Regions from separate parts of the Homo sapiens genome. Here region 2 is linked to region 1. Evidence: chromatin contacts called from ENCODE Hi-C or POLR2A ChIA-PET data. All regions are on one chromosome and are shown on one strand. Each heading gives the region's core, a stretch centred on a gene start or an enhancer-like site at or near the end of the contact. The rest is flanking DNA. Distances are from core to core; before and after follow the strand shown.

Region 1 (6,577 bases), core at 4,078-6,577:
TTGCACCACTGGTGCTTATCAAGTCTCATTTTCCTTCAACCTCTAGCACAATTAGAGTGTGAGCTGGCATCTTAAATTGAGTCTTTTGCTTGTGTTGCCCAACAATCTTTAATTCCTAATCACCTTCTTTTCCCTTATTTGTAACTTTTGATTTGGAAATATCGGGTTATGTAACATGTCAATCTGCATGAGGATGCAACTCTGTCAGAAAAAGGGACTCAATGAAGCACAAATTCTAACAAAACTGGAAATGACTTTCCTAAGAAAAGAAAAGAAATTTTCATTTCACGCATTTGAAGCTGGTTTTAAATAGGCTGGATGCAAGGTTGGTGGTTCTTTCGGGGCTGTTGATTTCTCTGCCCAATCTCCACCCAACAAATGCAGGATGCTTCCTGGAAGGGGATAAGGAGGTAGAAAGGAACAAGCATCTGTGAAGGGACCACAGTATGCCAGAGGCCTTATCGATGTTAAAACTGACAGTGTTCAATAATATGAAAGATTTAAAAAGATGAGGAAATGTTCTAGGTTAAAAGAGTTTAAAGAGACATGAAAAGCTGAATGAACTCATAAGCCAGGATTTTCTATTGCTATAACGGACGTTATTGGGACAATTGGAAAAATCTGAATAAAGTTTATAGACTGGATCATAAAAAAAAACCCTGACAGTGTTGCAAACTAAGTAATATTGTGCCATTTTACAGGGGAGAGGACTGAAGCTCCAAAGACAATTTGCCTAAGGCCACAGAGCCATGATTCCAACCCAATAGTTAAGAGATTAAAGTCACATCCTATCACCTTACTCCCACAAAACCACAAAAGATTGAGGAGACTATACCAAATAGAATCAGATTCTATTGGAAGAGAGTCCGTGGGAACCCATTACTCTAACACCTAGCCTTCTACCTCATATTCCAGGTCACTCCACTCACTATAGAACTATCCTTTGATGGTTCTTGTTCAGACCAAGCACTAGTTCTGCCCGTTGGCATCCGCACTGGTCAAGGCCGGTCTATTAGGGTGGCTGATCCGCTTACCGCACCACTCTACCTCCACCCCCAAACAGAGGCCTTGATGAAAACAAGATGAGAGCAGAGGAAGAACCCAAGAACTCTTTCTAGAAAACCAAAGCTCTCCGTCCCTGATCCCTTCCCCCACCACAGAAGATGGCAATTCCACAAGCCTTCCGCACCCTGCCCTCCCCTCAGTTCAAGACACATGCTGGAAATAAAAGCTTCCCCGAATTAGCCCCCTAAAAGCACACAAACATCTATGCCCTAAGTCCTGGCTGAATATCTTGAGGACTTTCAGTTCCCCAAACATTTCCAAGGACCTACGGCACACAGGTGCCGCTAAAGGAGACACCCGTTCACTCCAGGCAATCAGCTCCAACAGGTCCAGTTCCACTAAGTGGAAGGGCTTCCCGTCAACACCCTCACCGGAGAAAACGGATTCCTCCTCAGCATTCCCTTATAACACCTGGAAAGGGGAAACCTGTTTTTTGTGCTATGTGTGACTTCGCTGCAAATCTCTCTGCTCCCCAACACATGCACACACACACACACAGGCGCGCAGAAAACTAGTTCCCACTGTCACCACCAGTGAAAACACCCCTCGTAACTTTGACGAGAAGGGCTCCCCCGCTGAAAGCCCAACTGCAGAGCGCCCGGAGCGCGCTGTGAGTCCGCAGGAACGCGGCCGGGCCGGGGACGGGAGAAAGGCGCGGCCGGGACCCTGCACTGTGCCGCGCGGCGCTTGCGGCTGGAACTTGGCCTGGAACGCGGTCTTCTCGGCTCCAGTTTCCCGCCCAGGCCCCGCCCACCCGGCCGCCCCGCTGGTTCGCACCGCTGCTCCGGCCACCGAGGAGCCCAAAGTTGGCGGCGTCCCGCGGACTCCGGCGGAGAGCGCGAGGGAGTCGCGGCCGACTCCTGTACCACGAAGACAACTGGAGGCCGGCGGGGGAGGCGGGCCACGAGGGGCTGGGGCGAGGGAGCTGGGATGCGCGGGCCCGGCTCGCCGGGAAACAGGTTGCCGCGGAGTCCCGTCCCCTCCCCCTCTGCGGTCCCCGCCGCGACCTGATTCCCGCCCTGCCCGGGGAGCTAACCCAGCCGCCTCCGGGGCGCCCTCCTTCTTCCTGGATTCCCACGGCTGGACCAGAGCCCCTCTGGCAGCCGGGTTAAAGGCTCCTTCAGCAAGGTCAAGGCGCGGCCGGCTGGCACCTGGGGATTTTTTTCCAGCCGAGCACTGGCTTTTCAATCGCATTGTTAAGGATCATGGCAGCGGCAGGAAATCCGAAGGGCCCCACAGGTCTGCGGGAGGGAGGATTTATTTTACAGCAAGGAACAGATTCAGACAGATCGGGGATTTCAGTGGGAGGGGACGAGAGGTTTCAGGACGCTGGAATGTGGCAAAAACAAAACACTCCCCACCCATGCACATCACCATCTCCTGACTGCGGGCTGGGGGGAAGGGAGTTCAGGGCCAATGTGTCCCAGACTTCAGCGTTCCCCACGGCTGTGTCAGGGCTGGGGTGGCTTATCCCCCTACAGACGAAAATCAAGATTTAAAAGCATACTCTTACTGTGGTTTCTCTATCAAAGCCCATCAACGTGATACACAGGCTGCGGCGCTGGAGGGAAGCGGCGAAACGGGGAGAATAAACGCAACAGAAGCAAACTGCTGTCTGCAGAGGCGAGAGGCGAAGGAACGGAAGCCATACCCGACCCCAGCCCCATCCCGTCCCCATCAGCGCCGGGCTAGCGCAGGAAACCAGGAATAGGTGTAGGTAAGGGTGGCAGCCCGGCAGAGCCAGCGTTCTACTCCCTCTAACCCCTCGCCAGCGTGGGCCTGGATGGCTGGGCTGCCTGGGCATCTCCAAGGGGGACCAGGCACCGCGGGCAGGTTTCTAAACACGTGAAGGGCACAGGGCTTGAAAGACAAGGAGGGGCGCCCAGGAAGGGCGGAAAAGAGGGGCTTTGGGGCTCCCCAGGACACCAAGTCAGTTTCTGAAAACGGCGTTCCCTGGAAGGCCTTCCAACACCTCCGAGGGAAGACTTGGAGCTCTGAAGACCCAATGAAACCTCAGTTCTGACTGACTCCTCCTCTGCGATCAATTCCGGATGCCCCCACTTAGTCCCTGCCTCGGTAACCGGTTCTTTGGGGACAGCAGCATCAGCACCCGACGCCCATCGCACAAGTGGGCGCCGTGGTGCGAGGCGTATCCTAGCTACCCAGGCCGGGGTGGGGGCGCCCCGGTACTTACACTCCCCAAGCAGGCAAACTTTCAGGCTTGTCTTTCGAGAACCGGGAGCTCGCATCACAGTTCCGGGTAATCACCGAGGCAGCTTATGTAATTGCCCGCGATGCCGCTCAGCAGATCTCTCTCCTTACTCGGCCTCAGAGCTCAGTACATGGGCACCCTCTTCCCCCCACCCCCCACCCCGGCGATTGGAATCCCGAGCTTGCCCCACCACCGCCTTCTACAAAGCAGCGGGGTGATCTCGTGTGCTACAAACACCAAGCCAGTATGCAGGTTCAGGCAAAACTCTGGCTGCCTCCCTGCGCCCCTTTCACTGCGTCGATGGTTTACAGATAACTGCATTTCTATAAACCCTCTCTCCACGGTTAGGGGGTGGGAGGGAGTTAGAGATCGGGTGGGGGCTTGGCGCGGTACTGTTGAGGGCTCTGCACCCAACTGAGCAGTAATACACTCATCCACATGGACGCGGGTGCATAAATCGCCTTAACATTTTGCCCTGAAAGCGGAGCCAATTTCCAAAGTTAAGGACCACGCAGCTGAATTTCCAGTACTTTCCAACCTCGCCTAGGCGGGGGCAGGCAGAGAAGGGGCGGGCAGCGGGCAGCTAACTCGCCCGACCCCCCCGCCAAGAAGGACTCACTAGGTGAACCCCCCGCCCTTCACCCAAGTAGTTGGTTGTGTATTCCTCGGTTGCGTGTGTGTGTCCACACACACACACACACACACACACACACGCCGCCCCACTACCTTCCAGTCTGCTCCTCCAATGTAACGACCGCATTTAAAAATGGCAATTAAAATGACTGAGGAGCTCGGTGATCACATTTCAACCCAGAGCACATTTCCCGAAGCTGGGGGTGAGAGTAGTCATACAGTCACACTCACACCCGGGAGCCCTCCAAGCGTCCATCTGGCGGCTGCAGCCTCAGTTGGCTCCTAGACGAACATCAATACCGCGGCCGGGCGCCCGGTGAGGAGAGGCGGGCGCCCCGCGGGTTGCAGAGGGCGAGGAGCTGGGGTCGCATCTCCAGGATCTGAGCTCCAACCACCGCCCGTGCGGGGCTGCTGCAGCCGGCACTTGCCCCGCAGGGCAGGCTGCAGCCGCTGAAGCCCGGCGCCGCCTCGCGGGCTCCTCCAGCGCCCGACGGGGGCCTGGGGCGAGCTAGTCTGCAGAGGGGCTGCAGGCGACCGGGCCGGGGCGGGGAACGGGATCCGGGAGAGGCAGACGAACCTGGGGCGCGCCGCCTCCCTCCCACCCGCTTCCCACCTCCCTGCCCTCCCCCAACCCTTGCTCCCAGGCTCCAGTCCGCGGCGGGCTCCGGGGGCTGCGGCGGCTCCAGGCTCCAGAACAGCTTGCCTCTTCGGCCACCCGCGCCCTAGCCTCCCTCCTCCTGGGCCAGGGGAGCAAGCAAACATCTCCCGGAGCCCTCGGCAGCCGCGTGAGCTACCCGAACCCTGCCCGGGCCAGCAGTGCAGAGGGCGATGGAGCTGGCGAGGCGTCGCCGCGGTCCCCAAGGCGCTTTTCCGTAGAGCGGATCACGCCGCCTTACCGTGGCTGCAGGCTGCTACCGCCGGGGAAGCGGCGAGGACGGCGGCAGGGAGGCAAGGCGCCGCGCCGGTGGCTCCTCTCTCTCTCGGCGGCGCGGCTCCTCTGCTCCGCGAGCCGTAGCGGGGCGCCCAGGAAGGAGCAGGTCCGGGCTCTGCGCTCAGCTCCAGCGAGACCAACAATAGCTCCCGCGGGGAGCGGAGCCCCAGCGAGCCTCCAGCCGCGCGCGCACGACCGGCTCCCGCTCCCGGCCGCTCCCGGCCGGCGTCCCTGCCAGCACTGCTGCCCCACATGAAACAGCTGCAATCCCGAGGCTTCTGGGGGGTTGGGGCGGGTGTGTGCGCGCGCGTGTGTGAGTGTGTGTGTGTGTGTGTGTGTTTAATAGCTTCCCTTCTCTTCTTCCCCTCCCTGCCTGCTCGCCTGCCTGCCTCCGTCCCCCACCCTCGCTCTCTTACACACAGAAAGAGAGGGCGAGCGAGAGAGAGACACACACACACACGCACACGCACACGCAGGTTACATGAATGGGAGGCGGTAGCCAATCCTACGAGGCCGGCGAGCCGCGCGGCGCACTGGCGCTGGGAGCAGGGCCGCACTCCGGCGCGGGGGGGCGCCACGCAGGTGATGGGCGCCTCTCCGGGGGCCACGCGCGGCCGCTCCCTCACCCCAGTCTCGGTTCCTCTGTCTCCTTCCCCCTTCCTCTCCGCCGCCTTCTCCATCTTCTCTCCTTTTACCTCCTTTGCTTTCTCGAGTTCTCCGAGCTCTCTCAGTTCGGTATCTTTCTGGTCTCTTTCTTCTTTTACCCTCCTTGCTTGCTTTCTCTTCCCCTTTCTGAAACTTTCTCTTTTCCTTTCTGGACTTTCTTGTACTTCCTCTCCTCTTGCCTTTTGTTCTTTCCTCCTCCTTTGGCTTTCTCTCCAGGCTCCCCGTAGCACGGTCTCGTCCCCTCTCCCTCCTCTTCGCCTTTCCCTGGGTCTCTCTGGCGCCCAGGGCCTCCCTTCTGCCTGCTCGCTGGATGTTACTCCACACCCCCCACCCCAACACTTTTCTAGGGACGGTCTCTTTCAAGTTGCTACTGCAGCACAATCAGAGTAATTAAGAGCTGAGATCTTGAGTTCCTTCTTCAGGCATGCAAGATGCCCAAAGAAAGGCCCTCCTTCCTCGGACAACTTCCCCAAAACCATGGTAACAGCTACTGAGTCGTGATAACAATCACTTAAAAAATAGCAGTGATTGCGGTCCAAGAGATTTCTGTCCCTCGAATGTTTGGATCGTGATGGCAAGCACATTTCCAAGAGAAGGGCATTTTTATGTGATGAGAGCGGTAGTTTGACTGAGTGGCAACTTGGAAGGGCTTTGGGGAAGAGACTGGAGGAATTCCCACTCCAGCCCTGCTGCCTGCTGGCTAAAGGACTTAGTGCGAGCCATTTCCCCTTACCCGGCTTCAGTTTTCTCATCTATAAAATGGATGATACCGACTTCACCAGTTTTGGTGAGGATTAAAAGAGAGAACAATGGAAAGAAAGCACTGGGTGTATATGAGATGCTTAATTTATGTTAGTTTCCTTCTTTAAGACAACTTCCTTCATGATCTTCTGCTACAGTGTGTCTCTCTGATCTAAAGTAGTCAATGAAGGAGGAAATGTGACAATGCTAATTTCACATAAATGTGAAAGGAGGGGTAGGCTATTTTGAAAACTCTTCTGTGTGGTGAGGAGACTGTCTAGCCAGTTGCCATATGCTGATTATAAAGGCATCACAGATTATAAACGTGG
Region 2 (6,405 bases), core at 1,124-3,623, 640 kb before region 1:
AATGCAGTGAATGTGTCAGCGTGGGAGCAGGTCTGGAGCTACTGTGGGGTGCTCTCTCTGAGGAGGTTGTGCTCTTCTCTGGAATGGACCTCAGGAAGCTTGTGATGCTGAGAGGAGGCTGACCCTAACTCCCTTGTGCTGTGGGCCACTGACCTAGTTGTTTGGGGTTAATGTGTCAGCTTTTATCTGACTCTTCATCTAGACAATGATCTAGATAATGACTCTTCATCTAGAGTCAATGACCAGTGTTGGGGCTGGGGAAAGGGGATGGTAGAGAGATTCAGAAACTGCAAGGAAACTGCGCCTCTGAGAGAGCAAGTGAGTTGTTTACGGTTACACAGATTCAGGTCCAGGCCTTCTGGCTCCAAACCTTCACTGTATAAACTGTCCTAAGAATTACACTTGTTAGAGTCTAAGGACTGTTTGGATAACTTAAATCTAATCATGCATTCTAAAACTATATAAAACTACTTCATTTATTGACTGCTTACTGAATGCAGCCACCATATACATGTGAAATCTGATTTGGAAAACAACCCTGCAAGGCAGGTGTCATTAGCCATAGTCTATGCTTAAGCTTAGTGTTGAAAATCTAGCCTGGTCCTACTCCAAATTTCATGCAATTCTTGCTGACTGCACGTGTTACCTCCAAACCTGTGCCACTGAATCTCTAAAACATCTCCACCTGTTATTCCACAAAACTCAATTGCAATCAAATGATAAGAATCATAAACCCGCAGCATGAGCATTTTACAGGCAAAATCTCTGCCATGTATTGCTTCTGTGAGCCAGCAACCCTAAGGAATAAAATATAGGGAGAGGGCCCTCTCAAATAAAAGTCATTTATGGGAGACAAGACTGGAGAGAGCTCATATAGCAGTGGAAATGAGGAATAAATTTATGAGGCTGAGGAGAGAGGCTATGGGGGTAAGGGTGGGGAAGGAAGACCTGAGGGAGAACCAACAGGGACAAATGATGAGTCTAAGGGATGGCTTTTGAAAGCGTACCATGGAAAATGCCACAGAGGCTAAAATCTTTAGAAGCCATTAAGCTCTGAAAGAAAGGTGAGCCTTTCCAATTCTAAGGACCATCTCAAAGAGATTAAATTCTTTCCCTTTTCTGAGACAGCTCTGAGCCAAGAGGGTGAAAAGCCAACTAAAGCACAAGGAAGGGGAGATGGGAGGAGTTGTTCTGCTCAGCAGTGCTGCTGAGTGTACCCACTTTATGCAAAAGTTGATGAGGCATTCAGCCCAGCAGGCCTGCTCCCTAGGGAAGATGGCTTGAAGGAGGTGAAATGATGCCAGCTCTTGTCCAGGAGGGCTTCTGGCTGGCTGGCACTGCGCATGAAACTAACATGATCTAGGTCTGGGAAGTGACAGACAAGGAGCACAGAGATTTGGTGTTAGCCCAGCACACTGTGTGGGGAGTGGGAGGGAAGGGGTTTATGAGGAGGTGGGGAGGAGGTGGAGTCCTGAGAGAAGGGATTAGGTTCGCTGTCGGGTAGTGTGCTGGGATCTTCCTGGACAGAGCTTTCGGCTGCAGCCCCTCTCTTCCCTGTGTTTCCAGGGGGCTCTTTTTCTTTCTTTGACTATTCACTGGTTAAGTCATTCATGCAATAATCACCAAGAACCTAATGTATGTTTGTCCCTATGCTAGGGATACTTATAGGCCCTGACCTCACAGAGTTCACAGGGGAGAGAGAGAGAGAGAGAGAGAGAGAGAGATTGATTAGAATACATCAGTCAATATAACATAGTGTTTAGGAGAGACCTTGGAGCCAGATGTGGTTTGAATCTGGACTCCGCCACTTATGAGTCGGGTGAGGGTTGGGGGAGAAAAGGGATGCCAGTATGTAATTTAATCTTTCTGAGCTTCAGTTTCCTTATCTGGAAATGGTAATACTAGTAATACTTCCTTCCCAGGGTTCTTATGAACCTTAGCTAAGATAAGGTTGTAAAGGACTTAGTTCAGTGCCTGGTACATGCTAAATACTAAGAAATGGATGGCTCTTTGTTACTCTATCCTGTGGCTTGTCAGAAAGAGAGATAAGAATGGCAACATGAACACCTCTTTGGATAGAAAGGGGGCATGAGGCAAGAGCTGAGGACTTGGGAACAAAGGGCCTGGATTTAATTCAAACTGCCTCAGGTAAGCTGAGTCACTTAGGGCCAGTCATTCCCCGCTTCCAACTCTTTTCTATCTGTTTAACAGCAACAGCAGTAGCCACCTCCCCCACCATCACTACCACCACCATGATCAGTATCATCCTCACAAGTGACTCAGGAAGTGAAGTCCCACTGGGGCCTATGTCCTGTGCTCTTCTGGGGCATAAGAATCTGTTGCAACAGTTATGTCGTGTGATTTATCAGGAAGGAAGACCACATGCATGAGGCTGGACTGAAAGAGGAATTTCTGAGACGAGACTGGAAGCCAAGTTGCCAGGAAGCCAGGGAACTGAGTAAACACTTGTATAAAATCTGACTTCACTGTTTCCACAAACCTAACCAAAGTGCTGAGGAACTTGTCAGCTCACATTTCAATACAGGGCTGGTTGTTGAGTGCAGGGCATGTTGATTTAAGCTGCTTTCATTAAATCCTGTTCTTGGTGCCAAACAGCAAGACACTCATCTCAGGGAATAGACAGTGTTCCCTCCTAGGAGGCAGCAGGCAGCAGGGGCCCATCTCTACCAACCCAAGAACCCAGAACCAATGCTGATGGTGCAAGGATCACTTGGGATTTGTCCTTTGGCCTGCAGCTCCTGATGGGAGGGACTGGGCAGTGTCTGTGCCAGCTCTGCCATGCCAGGCAGCAAGCAGCATAAGCAAGATGACTTGAGCTACCGTTTGTCTAGGGTGTGAGCTGTGCCAGATACTACAAGAACTACTTTGCCCAAATTTCCTCACCTAATCCTCACAGTGATTCCATAAAGTAATTTTACCTAAGGGAAAATTAAGGGTTAGAGGGTTAAGCCACATGATGAAGCCATTCAACGAGTGGGGAGCAACTCTTCCCCCAAAAAGCCCAGTGCCTGTTCTGCTGCCCTGTAGCTAACTCCCTAAACAGAAAGATAGTTTCTTGGCTCTAGTGAATCCAGGCAACGAGGCATTCCTTGCATAGCTTCACTGCAAAAACTCAATAGCTTTAAAACAGCTTTCACTCAATGAAAGTGCCCTTGGAAGGGAGGTGGTAGAAAGACATTAAGTGCTTACTGTATGACGGACACTGTTCTACGTGCATACCAAAACGATGTACTTTAATGATTACATAACCCGCTGAGGCAGGTACTATTACTATCTCCATTTTTCAGATAAGGAAACTGAAGTCAAGAAAAGTGAGCTTTCTTGCCAAGGTCGCATGGTTAACATGTGGCAGAAGCAGGGTGGAACCCAGGCCAGCAGTTCCTGCACAGCAGGGGCTGAGGAGAGAGAACAGTTGAAATGCCCTCATTCTCCTTCAAACCAGCTTCCAGAGGTGAAGTGACAGCTGAGGAGGAACGTGGCCTGTGGAGAGTGCTGGAAAGCAGGCTGCCCCAGCGTGGGGCCAAGCCTTGACTCCCAGCTTCCTCCCTCACCAGCATGGCTCATGCAAGTCACGGCCACTCCTCTAGCCTCATCACAGGAACAGGGGCAATACCGTACCTGTCATCCCAACCTCACAGGGCTGCTGTTGCGCAGGGTGTGTGTTGCCATGTGAAACATCTTTGTATGCTATGGGACACTCAACAAACGCCAATTGTTTTCACTATTACAATACTTTTAAAGCTGCCTTTTATATTCCTGGCCTTGTGGCAATCATGAGACCCTTCTAGTCATTTATAGGATAGAGATTTAAAAATTAGAATCTATATTTCTGAAAGGGATTTCATCTTCCATCTTATAATCAAATGTCTTTGTTAATATCAAGTGCTCTACCAATGAGTGTTTTAATCATCATCATAACAACAGCTAACAACTATTGAGCTCATATAATGGGCCAAATCTTTTTTTCTTTTCTTTTTTTTTTTTTGAGATGGAGTCTCACTCTGTTGCCCAGGCTGGAGTACAGTGGCACGATCTCAGCTCACTGCAACCTCTGCCATCCGGGTTCAAGAGATTCTCCGCCTCAGCCTCCTGAGTAGCTGGGATTACAGATGCTTGTCATTGCGCCCGGCTAATTTTTGTAGTTTTAGTGGAGACGGGGTTTCACCATCTTGGCCAGGCTGGTCTTGAACTCCTTGACATCATGATCTACCCACCTCGGCCTCCCAAAGTGCTGGGATTACAGGCGTGAGCCACTGTGCCCAGCCTTTCATTTTCTTAAATAATTCTCACTATAACTCCAGAAGGTAGGTACTATCATTATCTCCATTTTATAGCTTCAAAGGGTAAAGTAACTTGCCCAAAATTATAATTAGTAAGTAGCAGGGCCAAGATTTGAAACCCCCAAAAAAAGATTTGAACCCAGGTCTGTCTGACTCAGGGACTTTCCTCATCACATGGTTCTCTCTTGCCTTTGCACATGAGGACAGATACGTGTTTGACACCAGTTACGGGGAGTGGTATAGCCAGGACTGAGGAAAGGGAGATCTCATAATTCTATTCAAAGTCCCTTCTAATAGTTCGGTTGTTTCCGTTTACTGAGCTAACTAAAGAATACTTAGTAATCTCATCCAAAGTTATACGTACCTCCTCAGAGGCTGTGGGGTTTCATCAGGGATTAACAGTGCAAGACGCAGTTATATACCTATCATAAATTAGCTTTGTGGCCACATAATGAACAATGCAAGCCAGCGTAGCTTTAAGAGGACCATTTATTATATCGCTATAAACAGAGCTATATAAAAAGAATTATTCCTAAGACCCTGCACATCTGTGCTTACAATCATGCCTTTACATGAGCTTTGCAAACAAGGATAAAAGTCCAATTTAGACTGTGTATTGAACATCAATTCTCTATTCAACAGGGAAAGGTAATTCAAAGTATCCCAAAGGCATGAATGCTACATGGATCTCATTTTTGCCAAAGGTCTCAGCCATCTTTCTTGGTCACAACCAGAACTGTTAATACACAACATAATGAGCTAATCTGATACTCACTTTGTTTAAACAGCGTGGAGTGCCGAGGAAAATGATTTTGAGTAAAAAAGCATAGCTGGAGATGCTATCACTTTTTAGCTTTTTGTCCCTGGGCAGGATCACTTAAAATTTTTCCAAGCCTTAGCTTCTTTATCAGTTCACTTATCTCCATTTTGTTGTTGTTGTTCCCCTCCCCTTTCCCAGAATGCACACTCTACGAAGGCAGGGGCTCTTTGGTCTCCATCCTCTCTGATTAGAAGAGTGCCTGGTATACTGTAGGGGCTCAGTAAGTATTTGCTGTTTAAAGTATTATGTAAATTGGTAAAACATGGATAGCTGACAGCTTTCTTGTAGGGTTTTTGTGCAGATTAAATGAGAGATGAGACGTGACCATAACCCACTATATACCTATACTGTGCTAGGTGACTCACGTATGTTCCCATTTAATCTTCACTTTGAAAGGACCTGTAAATCATAGTGTTTTCAAACAGAAGGGTGCCAACATAATTATCCTTTGTACCTTATATGTACAAACCCTGTGATGAACCAAATGCCACAATCAAGAACACATTCAATCATGTGTTCATGCATTCATTTATCATTATTTATTGAGCAGGTGCTGTGGGTCAGGCCATGCTGAGTCCTGGGGCTGCAGAGGTGAACAAGACATGTTTGCTACCCTCATGGAGCTTAGTGACTAACAGAGCATTTGGCTAGAAGGGCAGGTGGGGGCCAGATCCCAAAGAACCCTAAACACTACACTGAGTTTGGACTTCATTCTGAGAAATGGGTGAAACTGAAGGGTTTGATGGCTGGGACATTTATCCTATAAGGCCCACCCCTACAGAGCTTACCTAGGTACACTTTCCCTATGGCCTTGCCTCCAGGGATGATGTCTTAACATGAGATGAGAGTTCGGTGAAACACATCTGTAATTATAAGCTCCATTGTTAAGGGGTAGTTTTGAATCTCAGGGCCACTACTATGGAAGGAATGATGTAAGGATGTAATTTTTGAATCCTCTCTTTGTCTAAGAGTAGAGGTGTTGAAGGCTAGAGTTCAGAGAAAGAGGAAAAGCACTCAGAGGCACGGGGAATGCATTGCTACGTGATTGGGAACAGTCACGTGATTGGTGACCATGTCACAGTGGAAATCCCCTCCCTCTACCCATGCTTCTTCTCCCCCTGCATTTACCGATAGAACAGTCGTGTCCAGTCCAGCTTGGGTCACAGCTGCAAAGCCCGGTGTCCGGGAGGAAGGTTCCGTGGCCTGAACACTGGTCTAAGCATGTGGCCCTGGGGGTCTCGCAGTTGGTGCCTCCCCATCCCACAGAGCAGTGGCATTCGCCTC

Evidence for each region. Hi-C counts contacts between places; a loop is a spot of excess contacts on that map. ChIA-PET counts read pairs that join two places held with the same protein, here RNA polymerase II (POLR2A). Pooled maps may share reads with other maps.
Region 2: a loop to region 1 is called in a map of ascending aorta, with 4 times the contacts of the local background. The contact joins the enhancer-like site here to the promoter of TENM4 in region 1. A Hi-C loop is called at or near these places in 1 of 168 maps with a recorded cell type or tissue (ascending aorta) and 4 of 50 pooled maps. POLR2A ChIA-PET finds 5 or more read pairs at or near these places in 2 of 52 experiments (AG04450 and BJ).

Annotation. Positions count from the first base shown.
Region 1 is chr11:79,435,703-79,442,279 of GRCh38, forward strand. TENM4 (teneurin transmembrane protein 4) reads right to left here and starts at 5,328. Exons shown (of 34, transcript NM_001098816.3): 1 at 4,807-5,328. RefSeq lists silencers at 4,917-5,026, 5,287-5,456.
Region 2 is chr11:78,799,043-78,805,447 of GRCh38, forward strand. TENM4 (teneurin transmembrane protein 4) reads right to left here. Exons shown (of 34, transcript NM_001098816.3): 15 at 6,250-6,405. Among named protein-coding and RNA genes, the nearest start is that of NARS2, 230 kb to the left of the region's middle. RefSeq lists an enhancer at 3,036-3,537. Within about 2 kb of position 2,374, at least 15 of the 41 ENCODE cell types and tissues checked have a DNase peak (open chromatin) inside an H3K27ac peak, as active enhancers do; they include ascending aorta, where a contact is called at or near this core.